2 separate regions of the Homo sapiens genome follow, and region 1 is linked to region 2. The links are chromatin contacts, found by Hi-C in ENCODE. All regions are on one chromosome and are shown on one strand. Each heading gives the region's core, a stretch centred on a gene start or an enhancer-like site at or near the end of the contact. The rest is flanking DNA. Distances are from core to core; before and after follow the strand shown. Region 1 has its middle 45 kb from the start of NXPH1. Region 2 overlaps GLCCI1 (glucocorticoid induced 1).

Evidence for each region. Hi-C counts contacts between places; a loop is a spot of excess contacts on that map.
Region 1: a loop to region 2 is called in a map with no recorded cell type, with 2.5 times the contacts of the local background. The contact joins two enhancer-like sites. A Hi-C loop is called at or near these places in 1 of 37 single-sample maps with no recorded cell type.

What each region holds. Positions count from the first base shown.
Region 1 is chr7:8,385,433-8,392,683 of GRCh38, forward strand. No RefSeq gene overlaps it. Among named protein-coding and RNA genes, the nearest start is that of NXPH1, 45 kb to the right of the region's middle. Within about 2 kb of position 4,624, at least 2 of the 41 ENCODE cell types and tissues checked have a DNase peak (open chromatin) inside an H3K27ac peak, as active enhancers do.
Region 2 is chr7:8,011,252-8,018,686 of GRCh38, forward strand. All of the region lies in intron 2 of GLCCI1 (glucocorticoid induced 1), which reads left to right. Among named protein-coding and RNA genes, the nearest start is that of GLCCI1, 46 kb to the left of the region's middle. Within about 2 kb of position 4,045, at least 4 of the 41 ENCODE cell types and tissues checked have a DNase peak (open chromatin) inside an H3K27ac peak, as active enhancers do.

The DNA of each region.
Region 1 (7,251 bases), core at 3,374-5,873, 370 kb after region 2:
TGTGTGGAACACATGGGACATCCCTCCGCATGTTCCAAGTGATTGCATAAAGTTATTACCTAGTAGGTAATATCCCAACTCTTTCTTCCTCCTATTCAATATCTGTTTTTCTGCTTTACCCAGGATACCTGCTTTAATCCTGGGTAAACAACTGGTACCCCTGGGGTTCTGATAGAGTTGTAGCTGGCACTGTAGGGGTCCCTCTATCAGAGCGACAATCTTTCCCTCCTCATTTATGCCTCTCCTATCTCCTTCTCATTTGCTCAGTTTTCCCTTCTTTCCTGAATGTTTCCCCTTGCCCTTCTTCCTTTTGATAATAACTTCTACTCTTACATTTTTAGGCCAAATCACAGGCAATGTTTGGCCATTTTGATGTCTATTGGCACTGAAGCATTTGTTGATGGTGATCTTAATTGCCTCTATATCCTAATATTTGGTGAACTGATTTTATTCCCTAAGTGCTTGATGGGAAAAGGGGAGAAAGTTATTGCAGAACCTGGCCGTAGAGTCTCTATTGCAAAGAAGTGGAAAGCTTTAAGAAAGATATGGCCTTAAGGTCAGACAAGCACTGCAAAAGTGGTGGCAAATGTGAACCCCTGCCTACAAGAGCCTACAGGCCTAGGAAGGACAGGGAAGAACAGGACAGCATCTAGCCCATTCAAAAGGGGCAGCTGCTACTCAGCTCCACTGCTTCTGCCCTTCAAGAACATATATGAGATCTATGAATTTGCTTGGTTTGACACTAATTTAAAAAAATCGTCCTGGTAAAGAAAGGAAGGAAGAAAAAATAAAACAAATAGAGCAGGAAAGAAAAGAAAGTTAAAGTTATCTGGAGGCCTGGCGTACCGTAGGCAGCTTGTTTGTGACTTCTGCCGTAAACACTATAATTCTGGAGATAGAGTGTTACACCTGAGAACCTTTATGTTACCACGGTGTTCTGACAGAAGTTTGAGCACAAACACTTTTCTAGATGAATGTTCATCCACTCAGTTAAAACTCTGTAACTCAGAATGTGAAGTTCTGAAGTAAGACTGGAAACAAAAAACTGACTAATTAAACAGCCTCCCCTAGTGCTGCAAAACAAAGAGCTATTAATTTATAAAGCTAATTGGATTGGAATCCAGCTAAACTTAAACCTGAGTTACATTCTAATTGCTCTTTTACTTTAGAAAATTTCAAAGACTACTGGATGATATTTTTATAGTGACAGTTTTTAACAAGCCATGCAGGTCTTCAACAGAAGCCTTTATTAAGGTAGTGGCATTTGAAAGAATTAAATATAACAGGCCAACTTCGTAGAATTGGCTCAGAGCACATTAGAAGAAAAATAATTTGTAAAGGCCTTTAAAAACACAGCTTACATTCCATATGCACTAATATCTAATAGGCTCGTTATGTGTTTAAAAATTTTTTTTTCTGGAATGTTGTCTGAAATATATATTTAACAAACTGAGTTGTTTTGAATTCTTTGAACCACTGAAGACTCATCTCCATTGTCTTAATAGAGCTGTCAGGCTGTTTACAATCATCTTGGCTTTGATGTCTGTCAAGAATCCACACACAGAGAGAAGGTTGGGTGACCTGTTTGACATGGTACTTCCTGGTAGATACAAAGTGACTGACTTAACCAAGCAGAAGAGCATGATAGACAATGTGACATGGAGTAGAAGACACACGCTCATCTGGTCTGAACCCCGACTGATTTTTGGGTGTTAAAGGATGGTGTACACTTCTATTCAGAACTATTTCTCAGATATTTGCCCTTGAGAAGGGTCTCAGATCTCAGGTGCTCTTTCTTTCATAATCTAAGTTGGAATAACCTCAAACAGACCCATGAGTCATTTCAGTTTTTCTTATCAGTGAGTTTCCTGTAGCTTTTATTCAGTGTTTTGAAAATGTGCAGTCTACTGAGCTTTCTTGGACATACTGAGTGCACCCATGTTCCTCAATTCTTCACAGCCCTGCTCCGAAGAATTGGCTATAGTTTTTTTTTAATCCCAAGGATTATCACAATCGTGGCACTCAGTAAGATTAAATAACACCCAGGGGCAGTGATAAGTCCTTAAACAGGACTCCTAAGACCTGCATGTGTCAGGGTGTGTGCATTGGGCAGCCGCTGGCTTGTCATTGCTAACTTGGAGAATATCGCACCCTGCTTCTCTGCAGCAGCTCCTCAGGGGCCAGTCTTCACTTTCACAGGCTCACGGCTCCTGCTGGCCATGAACAGATGTTTCTCAGGGTGGATAACTTTTACCTTCTTGTGCTCTGTCAATCATGCATTTCTGCCCAGTGACCTTTTCTTCATGTCTCTTTACTAGGTGCCCATTTGTGGATGCAAACAGTGTCTCATTATTGGTTTCCTTGCTGTGTCCCTTGCCAGCCTTGTGTCAGGCTACAGCCTGTCAGCAACTTGTCACCCACAGTTCTAAACCAACACTATGGCTTATTGTTTTCTGCACACATCTCCCCTCTGTCTGGCATTGGATGGAACCTCACTCAGTGCCACGATCTGGCGCCGTTGTGCAGCACAAAGGGAGATAGGGTTAGGAGATGCTATGCACTTAGTCGCCTGTCAAAGATTATGTCTCTATGGGGCAATTTCCAACTAGGCTTTGTTATTTGGCTTCTAGTTCTTCCCTAGCCCCCTCCCTCATGCCCTTTCCTCCCACTACTTATCGCTTATCCACATGGCCACAAGTGAGACCTGTGAAAAATATGAGACAAGATTTTACCTTGAACAACTTTAGGACTTGAAAGTTGAAGGCCTAGGCAATACCAGTGGAATGAATGGGAAGAAAATAATAATTGTAACTAAATTGCCATCAGTACACTTCTGTGGGGAAGGTGACAAAGGAACAGTGGGGATGGAAGAAACATTCATAAGGATCCTTCAAGGTTTTACATGAGAGAAACAAATCTATTTTGTTTCAGATATTGGCTTATTGCCTCTGAAGCTGAATGGTCTTGTATGATTACTCTTTCTCTTTTTTCCATCGCTCACTTGTATTTCTCTACCAGCTCTAGAAATCTACTTCTTACTTAAAGGCACCGAATCCAGTAAAGCTGCATTTCCCTGACAGTAAAGAAGCTGTGTGCAACCCTAATATGTGTGTGATGTGTTTTATTCATTCCTGGACTTGTTTTTCTGTGAGCAACAAGTTTGAACACAAATACACACTAGTTCATAACAATCTGTCATATCTTTGCCTCCATATGTAATATTTTATGTAAATAAAGTCTGTAATTAATTTTACAACCTTGGCACCCTTTTGCAGTTCTTTTCCTCATCACCATTATGTACAAAGTTAGCATGATATTAAAATTTTTCTATCAATTTATGTTCCTTGCTAATCTATTTCCAATCTGTGGCACTTTAAAGATCTTTCCTTTGAAATCATTGCTTTCCTCAAATGGGAAAACTTTATAATTAGGTGGAGTGATTTTACATCAGTAAAATAAAAAAGAATGTCTCAAGATTTAACCCCTTATGCTCTATCTTTAGATGGTAATTTGCAAGGTGTCTGAGAATGCATGGCTTCAGAATTTATGTTTGGACTGCTTTTTTTCAATAATTATGGTAATTCATGTGCAAACACAAATTACAAACTTCTGCAATATTTCCAATTTATTCATATTTTTATCCTTGCCTAGAAGCAACTGCTTTATTTTTGGACTGCATTTATCTGTTCTTTAGAAGCTATATGAGAATTTAACATTTCCTCTTCCAGAGGACAATGAAAGCCTGACAGATGAGAATGTAAAAGGGTCTTCTGTATTTCCCATTTTCTAATCACACAGTGTATTTCACCCTATTTCAGTTTTATGATTTGCACAGAAAGTAAAGGCATTATTTCACCCACATTTCTTCAGTCAGTCAAGTAAGGATACCAACAGGTGTGTGCTTTACACAGTGAAAGAATGCTCATCCCCGGTTGTGAAGAACTTTTAAAAATTTTCTGGTAGTAGGATTTTTATGTTTTAGTCTGGGAACACAAACATTCCTCTGGGTTCTTCGTTTTGTGTGTGTGTGTGAAACCAAAGAGAGTCTCCAGGCGTCAATACCTGTGTCTTTCCTTTGCTTTGTTACGTAGACATTTCTTGTTACAGATTGTTCAGTTGGCATCATCTTTACAAGCACAGTGGATCTTTCCACTTAGTTACAGGATGCGTTTCCAAAAACAAATGGAATCTTTTCCACAGAGAGCAGAGATCCTTTTTTCTTAGCCAGAAAAGATCTAGTTAGTTTATGATATAAGTAGAATTCCCCCATATTATGGCATACCTTTCTCACTGTGCATCTTTTGAAATGCCACTCCCATGCTTGGGAGTCATCAGAAAGTGGTAGGATGATCAAACAGCCCTCTATTATCTTGGGAACACCCCGGAGCCAGAGCTTTAGAAAACATGAGTAAGAACTCCTCACATTTCTGTCGATTTAATAGTTTAGCATCAGAAGCAGACCTTGAGATGAGGATTCATGTGTGAGTGATTTGCTGGAGAAACACTCTTTGGACAAACAGAAAAGAGTGAGGGAACCGAGGGTGTGATTCCAAGCTAAGTCTCAGGATTCTAACCCCGCAGGGAAGCACGTAAGAGAGGCAGCTGGGCTTGCTTGGTCCCGCCCCCAATCAGTCATTGGCTGAGCACCACGTAAGGGCGGAGCCAGCATGTTCAGAGCCTTGAGGGCTGCTTCCAAAGCAGAGTAACAAGTGTCATTTGTTGGAGGTTAAGGCACACTGAAGCCAGAAACAGCAAAGAGGACCTGAGAGCAACTTGGCGGAACACTGTATCCACTACATCACATAACTCCTGTGAAAACTGGTTTGGGCTTCATAGTATCACTGCGATGTTTCTTCCAAGGGTGATGTTTTTCTGCTAGTTAAGCCTTCTAGGGATCCGTCTCCACAAACAGGAAGCTTGAATGTTAAACTGAGTGATATTCTGGAGCTCACTCCAATTTACTTGCAAGAGCTGATTGTGCACATCCTGACTCCTATTTGAGCGATGCATTGGTAGCTTGCAATCAACTATGGCAGGGATGTTTACATATGGAAATCTTCAGTCAGGGCTTTTTCTGAGGGGGAGGGGTATGTGGAAGAAGGAGCCAGTTGTTAAACAATTACCATCATACCACTTTGATGCTAAGCTGAAATGTTAATAGAGACAAAGATATTGTTAAAAGTGAATGTTTATTCTATTAAATGCATTAAACAATGTATACCCACAAATAATGTGTGTGAAACATTTTGTAAATCATGACATCATACACCAATGTAGTTCTTGAAACAACAGCCTGTTACAACGTAAAACACACACAACATACAAAATTTCTCCCCAACTCCACCAAACTGGCGATATATGGTAAAAAAAATTGTGTGAAAAGGGGATTTTTTAGTTGTTTTGATATACTGTTGCTGATATTAAGCAAAAGCCATCCCAGAATAAAGTTCGGCTTTCATTTTCTTCTTTTATTTCCTTTCCCAAGATGCCTTATAATTGCATTACGACTCATGTCTTATACTTTGCTTCTCTGTTGGGCAGATATAAAATAATTTGTTGGGAGGAGTTACCACGTAAATGTGGAATATTCTCCAGTCTGGCAGATATTATGAAGGAAATAGGCTAGTCTAATGAAGTCACAACAACAAAAAATCAAGATTTTCTCAGTCTGCCCGAGCATTTTCAAGGAGCACAGTGGTCTTCAAACTTAAAAAAAATCATCAATAAATCTCTTTTTAAAATGCAATATCATAAAGCCCTGTTTGAGGGTTGGGGAGGGGCGGTCAGCTCAACTCCTTTATCAGCCCCTCACCTGCTGGGACCAGCCAGGCTGGGGACCTGCAGTGGGGGAACTGCCCTGAAAGGATTGAGTCATATTCCTCCACTATTCCAGGAAGGCAATGCGTCTTTCATTTGATCACTACGGTTTTGAAAAGCAAAGTGTAGTAGACAGAATAATGCACTATTTCCCCCAAGATATTCACATTCTAATTCCTGAAACCTATGGATATGTTATCCTGCATGGCAAAAGGGACTTTGCAGATATGATTAAGTAAAAGCTCTTGAGATGGGGAGTTATCCTAGATTGCCTAGATTGGCCCACTGTAATCACAAGGGTCCTTTGAAGAGGGAGGCTGTAGAGTTAGAGTCAGATAAGAAAATGTAGTGATGGAAAGAGAGGTCTGAGTCATGTGAGGAAGAGCCGTGAACTCAGTAATGCAGGCAGCCTCTAGAAGCTGGAAAAAGCAAAGAAACTAATTCTTCCCTAAAGCCTCCAGAAGAAGCATAGCCCTGCTGAGATCCCATTTAGACTTCTGACCTTCAGAACTGTAACATAATAAATGTGTATGGTTTTAAGAATTGAGTTTGTGGTAGGAAACGAATACAGCAAGTTTCTAGGCTCTGGTCTCTCATTTGAAGGTACCTTTTTTACTTCCTTTTTCATAGACCTGTTTGGTGATTTCCGTCAGCTGGGCAGGGAGAGTAATAAATGCAGCTCCTGAGAGGAATGCTACGTGTGACTTTTAATGAGCTCAAAGAACTCTTCTGTACTGGTTCGTTTATCCTAACAAGTTTTTTTTTTTTTTTTTTTTTTTTTTTTTTTTTTTATGAAAAGGGATTTTAGTCTAGCTTAGCATGCAAAAACATTAACAGTGTCTAATATATGGAGTCTTTGCAGGTTTTATTATCTTCCTGCTAACCTGATTTTTACAAGATAAGCATTTTCTATTATAAATGAATTAGGTATTCATTATAGAAAATTGGAAATAAATGGACATAGAAAGAAAAAGAAAAATCATCTATTTTCCCATTATCAGAGGAAACCACTCAACAGTTTGATATATTTCCTTCCAATGTTTTCTATGCAGTTTCTATATTTATTGTACTCATTTATGTGCATAACATTTTGTATCTTGCTATTTTTACTTACTATTATATAAATACTTCTTTATGATAGTGAATTTATTGTAACTGTAATTTTTGCTGTTCTTCAATTTGGAAACTGTACTTATGAGGGTTCTTGCATGCAAATGTAAGAAATCAACTCTGGCTAATGTAAGTAGAACATGTTGTGATAAAAGGATATTCAGGTGGCTTATGGAACGGTGAAAAGACACAGGAATTAGGGAGACAAGGGTAGCCATGATCACTTTGCATAGTATGCTTGGAATCCTGGTCGTGGACCTCTCATTTTGGACTGTGCCATCTTTTATTATTGCCTCCAATACACTGAGAAGCCCCATGAGCATT
Region 2 (7,435 bases), core at 2,795-5,294:
TTTTTACTTTTTCCAGCTGAAACTCTGTGTTTATTAAATACTAGCTCTCCATCCTCCCCACCACACGCCAGCCTCTGGTAGCCATCATTCTATTTTCTGTCTCTGTGAATATACTCTAGGAACCTCATATAAGAAAATCATACAGTATTTTCCTTTTTTGTCTGGTTTATTTTACTTAGTATAATGATTTCAGGATTTGACATTGTAGCTGTGTGTCAAAATTTCCTTCCTTTTTAAAGCAGAATAATATTCCATTAGATATACATACCACATTTTCTTTATCCATTCGTCTATGGGTGGACATTTAGGTTGTTTCTGCTTTTTGACAGTTGCAAATAATGCTGCTAGCAACATTAGTGTGTGGGTATCTTTTCGAGTCTCGGCTTTCAGTTCTTTTGTATATATTTCCAGAAGTAGAACTGCTAGATCATAGGGTAATTCTGTGTTTAAATTTTTGATGAACTGATGTACTGTCTTCCACTATGGCTGTAGTATTTTATACTCACATTAGCAACGCACAGGGGTCCAGTTGTTTTTTCTTGTTGTTGTTGTTGTTGTTTTTTGTTTTTTTGTTTGTTTTTTGAGATGGAGTCTCGCTGTGTCGCCCAGGCAGGAATGCAGTGGCACTATCTTGGCTCACTGCAAGCTCTGCCTCCCGGGTTCACGCCATTCTCCTGCCTCAGCCTCCCCAGCAGCTGGCACTGCAGGCACACGCCACCACGCCCAGCTAATTTTTTGTATTTTTAGTAGAGACGGGGTTTCACTGTGTTAGCCAGGATGGTCTCAATCTCTCGACCTTGTGATCCGCTTGCCTCGGCCTTCCAAAGTGCTAGGATTACAGGCATGAGTCACCGTGCCCAGCCAGGGGTCCAGTTTTTCTACATCTTTGCCAATATTTTCTTTTTTCCTTTTTTAAAACATAATAGTCAACCTGGTATCTTACTTTGATTTTCGATTTGTATTTCCTAAATGATTAATGATGCTGAGCATCACTTCATCTGCTTTTTGGCCATCTGTATTTCTTTTTTGGAGAAATGTCTATTCAAGTCCTTTGTCTATTTTTGAATTGGGTTTTTTGTTGTTGAGTTTTAGGAGTTCTTTATATATACTGGATATAAATCTCTTATCAGATACATGGTTTGCAAATATTTTCTCCCATTCTGTGGGTTGCCTTTTTATTCTTTTTTTTTTTTTTTTTTTTTTTTTTTTTTGAGATGGAGTCTTGCTCTGTCACCCAGGCTGGAGTGCAGTGGTGTGATCTCGGCTCACTGCAAGCTCCACCTCCTGGGTTCATGCCATTCTCCTGCCTCAGCCTCCCGAGTAGCTGGGACTACAGGCGCCTGCCACCATGCCCGGCTAATTTTTTGTATTTTTTAGTAGAGACGGGGTTTCACCGTGTTAGCCAGGATGGTCTTGATCTCCTGACCTTGTGATCCACCCGCCTCAGCCTCCCAAAGTACTGGGATTACAGGCGTGAGCCACCACGCCTGGCCAGGTTGCCTTTTTATTCTTTTGATAGTGTACTAGTTTTTAATTTTGATAAAGTCCAGTTTATCTATTTTTCCATTTGTTGACTGTACTTTTGTTGGCATATTCAAGAAATCCTTGCCAAATCCAGTGTCAGGAAGCTTTCTTCTTATTTTCTTCTAAGAATTTTAGCCTTTAAGTTTATGTCTTTGATCCATTTGAGTCCATTTTTGTATAAGGTAAGAGTCCAACTTCGTTCTTTTGGATGTGAATATCCAGTTCTCCCAGCACCAGTTGTTGAAAAGGCTGTCCTTTTCCCATTGAATGGCCTCGACACCCTTATCAAAAATCAATTTACCGTATATGCTAGGGTTTATTTCTGGCTGCTGTATTTATCACAGTGGTCTGTGCCTTGTGGCTTTTTGCATTATGCCATAATTGGGAAAGATTTTTTCCACTCCAAGTTAAAAAATTTCATTTAAACTATATTTTCTTTTAATAGTTTTATGTTTCTTTTTACATATTTGTGTCTTTGATATTTCTGGAGTTTATTTTGATGGAAGGCATGAGGTGATATCCAGCTTTATTTATTTTTCAAAGTGACTAACAGTTGATAAAGAGTTTATCTTTTCCCTGCTGATTTGAGATATTGTTATATCATAAATTTCCATTCTTATTTGGATCTCTTTCTGGCTTCTCTATGCTATACTATATACCATTAATATCTTTTTTAATACTGAATGATTTTAATTTGTATTGCTTAGTAATTCATTTTAATAATTTGTATGGCTAGTCTTGCGTATTTATTTTTCTCAGTTAATTTTATAATTTGTACAATTCCTCAAAATGTTTTATATTACAATTAAATATGAATTCAGGGGAATTGTTACCATATTGAATCTTATCCAAGAAAGGGGTATATCTTTTTATTCATTCAAGTATTATGTTTGCCCTTCAGAATATTTTACAACTTCTTATTGGAACAACACATTTCTTGTTAAACTTATATCTAAATATTTTGTCTTTTTTGGTTGCTGTTGTAATTAGGATATTTAATATCTAATTTACATACAGGACATCTTCAACTTGACTTTTCTTGTTTCTAGTAATTTTTAGGTAATTTTCTTTGGTTTTTCGGCTGTACGATCATCCAAATAGTAATTCTACATCCTTTTCGTTATTTATTTCTTGGTATGTGTCCTCTTTTGGAATTGCATTTGTTGCCACTCCGAGAACCATGTAAACTAACAGTTATGGTACTGAAGGCCTTGACTTTTTTTTTTTTTTTTGAGACGGAGTCTTGCTCTGTCGCCCAGGCTGGAGTGCAATGGCACTGTCTTGGCTCACTGCAGCCTCCACCTTCTAGGTTCAAGTGATTCTCCTGCCTTAGCCTCCCGAGTAGCTGGAATTACAGGCGCCCGCCACCATGCCCAGCTAATTTTTTAATTTTTTAGTAGAGACGGGGTTTCACCATGTTGGTCAGGCTGGTCTCAAATTCCTCAGGTGGACCTCAGGTGATCCACCCATCTCGGCCTCCCAAAGTGCTGAGATGACAGATGTGAGCCACTGTACCCGGCTGCCTTGGCCTCTTTCTTGACTCTAATGGTAATGTATCTAGTTTACTCACTGGACAAGGTATACTGACATTTGCTGTGAAGCATGTGTGTTTGTTATACGTAGAGTACACATGCTTATTTTACTAATGGTTTTTCTTGTTTTAATCAGGAATAATAATTTATGTGGAAAATGCCATTTCATCAGTGAATATGTTTGTTAATTCTATATTTGTTTATTATTCAGCAATGAGTTCTTAATTTTTTTTCATGAGCCTTAGAGTATTTTTACACTTGCTTCATAAACAGGTTTTGCAAGATTTCCTTCCTCTGTGCTCTAGCATAACACAGTATAAATATCATCTGAATTCTGTCACTTGGGTCTGAAAGGATTTTACCTAAGTAACTTACTTACTAGCCTAGTATGTTTTTGGATTGTAGCACTTTAGAAAATTTTCTTAATTTCTTCCATGGCACTTGGTCTCTTGGTTGATATCAGGGAGAGATTTCAAAACTTGTATTCTCTGAGAGGTGAGAGATGGGATGGTTAGATCTTAAATAAAATTACATATACTGATACTTCCCTTTCTCCAGGTGATGGTATTATTATATTTGGTATTTTATTGTTTTAAATTAATTTTTAAAAGTTAAACTGTGAAACATGAGACATGCCAAAAGCACATAAAGCAGTTTCTCTTAATCTCATTAGACTTCAGTCTATGGAGTTTTATGATCCTGCCTCTATGTCAGCATCTTTCCCTAGAAATCTATTTGTTTTTATTTGTTTTTAAGAAACAGATCCAGACTAAGTAGTTAGCATTTGGCTTTAGGCAACATTCAATAAAGTTAACTAACTCTGAACTAAAACATATATATTCTTTTCTGTTGACGTCATATTTAAAGTACCTAGCCTTTTCCTCCATTCCTGAAAGGAGCTTGGTTAGGGAGGACTTTAGTCAAAGGAACAGATGATGCACCTCAAATACTTACTGATATAAAAAATAACTTTCAGTTTTATCACTCTGATCAGAAATTCATTTCCTGACCAAAAGTCACACTTTATACAGCTGTCTGAGTTTCCTGTGCCCTTGTCAAAGGGCTTGCTTTTGAAATATATTTAAGAAACAGCAGTTGCTGAAACATTTTAGGGGCTGGGGGACTTCTTCATGAAATGGAAGCAAGACTGAAGATTTGACTGTTTTTGCCTCTTAGATTGCATTCTAGGGGTCTAAATTATTTTTTATGGAGCTGGCCCCTGACTGGCTGTTGAGATCACCTTTACTTTTTCTCTCAGCCATCATCTAATTATGAGACAGAGGATTGTAGAATCCTAGAGTTGAATAGTTCACACCAAATTAGTCATGTTCCTGGTTTAGGGAGTAATTTCTTTGGTTGCTAAAGGAATATACTCAGTTATATTAATGAAAGATTTTAACCCATAACTAAAATATTTAACATTTTATTCATTAGTTTCAAATACCATCTCTAAAATTACCAAAGTCAAAATTCTACTTATTAATTTTAATACGTTATGTGTTCATTTGTTTCAAAAGTAGAAAGTATACAGCGAAAGGCCTTTCCCATACCCCCGTTACCCTGATACTCAGTTTTCTTCCCTTTACGAGAAACATTTAGCTGGAAACAAAATTAACCTGTTTTTCTTCATTGCTTTCTCATGCCTTTGCCCCTAAGCACACTCTAGGTAAAATTGTGAAATAGGTTGTATTTATTTGGAATAACACTCTTACTCTGGTCCCCTGACCTGTGTTGGTTTTGTACATTGACTTATACATTGGTTCTCAACCTGTTATATCTTGTATCAATTTTCTATGAAAAATTCCTGTGATAATATTAAACAGAATTTACTGAGAAAGACATTTTTACGTTAGAGACATTATGCCTTAACAGTTAAGATCGCCCGGGCGCGGTGGCTTACGCCTGTAATCCCAGCACTTTGGGAGACCGAGGTGGGCAGATCATGAGGTCAGGAGATCAAGATCATCCTGGCTAACATGGTGAAACCCCGTCTCTACTAAAAATACAAAAAATTAGCCGGGTGTGGTGGTGGGCGCCTGTAGTCCCAACTACTCGGGAGGCTGAGGCAGGAGAATGGCGTGAACCCGGGAGGTGGAGCTTGCAGCGAGCCGAGATCGCACCACTGCACTCCAGCCTGGACGACAGAGCGAGACTCCATCTCAAAAACAAACAAAAAAAACCAATTAAGATCATAGAGTTATAGTTTAAAATTAGGTCATAGTTTACGGTATGGTATGAGAAAGCAGTATGCCTCTTAAGGTATACTGTTTTGTATAAATGAATGAATAAATGAATGATTGATATGGGAGATACCATATTGTTAGGAACCAGTATAAACTAAGGGAAAACTTTTCCATGCTATTGGAATTCTAACAGCTTTTGGGGGACAACTATTATTGTCAACATAGCCTATTGCAATGAGGATTATATGAAACAATCCATGTTAAGCTTCTAGCACAGTATCTATGACATAACAGACACTGATACTTATTAGTTGCCTTTGATTAGAATCAATAGTATTTTACTGTTACCGGGTTTAAATATAATAATATGGAATTAAGTGGACAGGAAAAGTCTTTATTACTAGTATCAACTATTGATTATACAATTATGAACATTAGGTCTGGACTGGTAGGAAATGGCATAGAAATGACACAAGTGACCCCAGAGCATGTGAGGGCTGTGAAATTCAATAAACAATTTCTGGTAGGTCAGGATTCATTCAGTCAGAGGTAGTTATTGTGTGTTTGCTGTCTTACAAATAAGAAATGGTACTTCAAATCTATAGGTTCATGTGCAGGAGAGCGTATTTACATTCTTAGGAAAGCTACTCCCTCCTCCATTACTTAGTTATCCTATTGGTGATATTCATGCCATCATCTTAGCACTATTTTTATGACTTCAGTGGGTGTTTTTTAGAATGGTGTGAAAAATATTTTTGGCCATATGTAGTAATCACCTGTGTTGCTGATTTTCTGTCAGATGTAAGAGATTTTAAAACAATAACATGTTCAAAGCTAGCAAGAAAAATGAGTGGGTATATGGTCAACATGACACCTTGAGTGCAGATTCCGTATCTTATTGATTTCAATTTTTTAGTCTAACACTGGTTTTCAAACTTTAGAATCCATCAGAATAATCTGAAAAGGTTGCTTAAAAAATAAGAAGTATATTTCTGGGCCTTATCTAAGAGTTCCAGATCTAGTAGTCTGAGGTTGAGCCTGAGAATTTGCTTTTCTAACATGTGATGATGCTGCTGCTCATTTGGGGACTGCACTTTGAAACTGGTCTAACATAATGAGCACAAAACTTAGCATAGAGTTGGAGCTTGATAAAAAATTTGAATATGTAAGTGCTGCTATTGCTGAATTCCTAAAGCTTAAAAAAAAACCTTCCGACTTTACATAAAATAAAAATGCAGTCTTAACTTCCACAGTGTTTTGTTTGAGCTGAATTCTGCCTTTTTCTACACTCTTTGCTAATCAGAGCAGCTATTTACTATATCTGGTTACCACTCTTCCCAGAAAGGCAAAGGATAATTACACTAGAACCACAATCTTTTGTGCTGCTTTGTAATACTTCATCAGGATAGACTTTTCAAAATAATATTTAAAGAAGTTTTAAAAGAAGTTAAAAATTGTTTTATTAGTCAAAAACAAATTTTTGTAAACAAAAACAAATATTTGTAAATAATGGTTTGTCATTACCTATTCTAAACTTTTTTATAATTTAAGATTAGTCTGTGGTCATAATTAATTCTTAATATAGGTATCATTGATTTTTCAGCTAATTACATCTCATTTCTTGCTAGGTTTATCATTGCTATAAGTACTATAAAATAATTAGCAGTCAGTACTCATATTTCTATAATTGATTTATAAACTACAATAAATTTTAAGACCAGTGATGAACCACATAAAATAGATTTTTTAATATTTAAATAAGATTAAAGAATTTTGTTATGTTTTTGTTGATGGATTTTTTTTAAGTGGCTTTAGACTTTTGCACATTGACAAAGCATGTTTTTTGCTAGGAGTTAGTTTGAGCTGGTTTGAAGTTGATAAAACTAAAAAGCATATTGGCCCTTTCTAGTTAGTGAATAAAGATATACATAACAAAAGCACCCAGTATTTAAGCTTTTTGGTTGATCTAGCCAAAAATAATTTTTCTAATGGTATTCATTTTGAAGCCTCTTTAGTCCTGTGCAGTGGGATTATTCCCTTTGTATTTTACTTAGAGAAAAAGTGGTTCTCACACAGGTTGGAGCTGGGAGGATGGCCCTAGAGGTTGGAAAGAAATTTCATAGTCTGGACTTTGGAGACTTCCAGGGAGTGAGAATAGAAAAGGACCCCTTCTACCTATAGGTATCCTTTTTACAT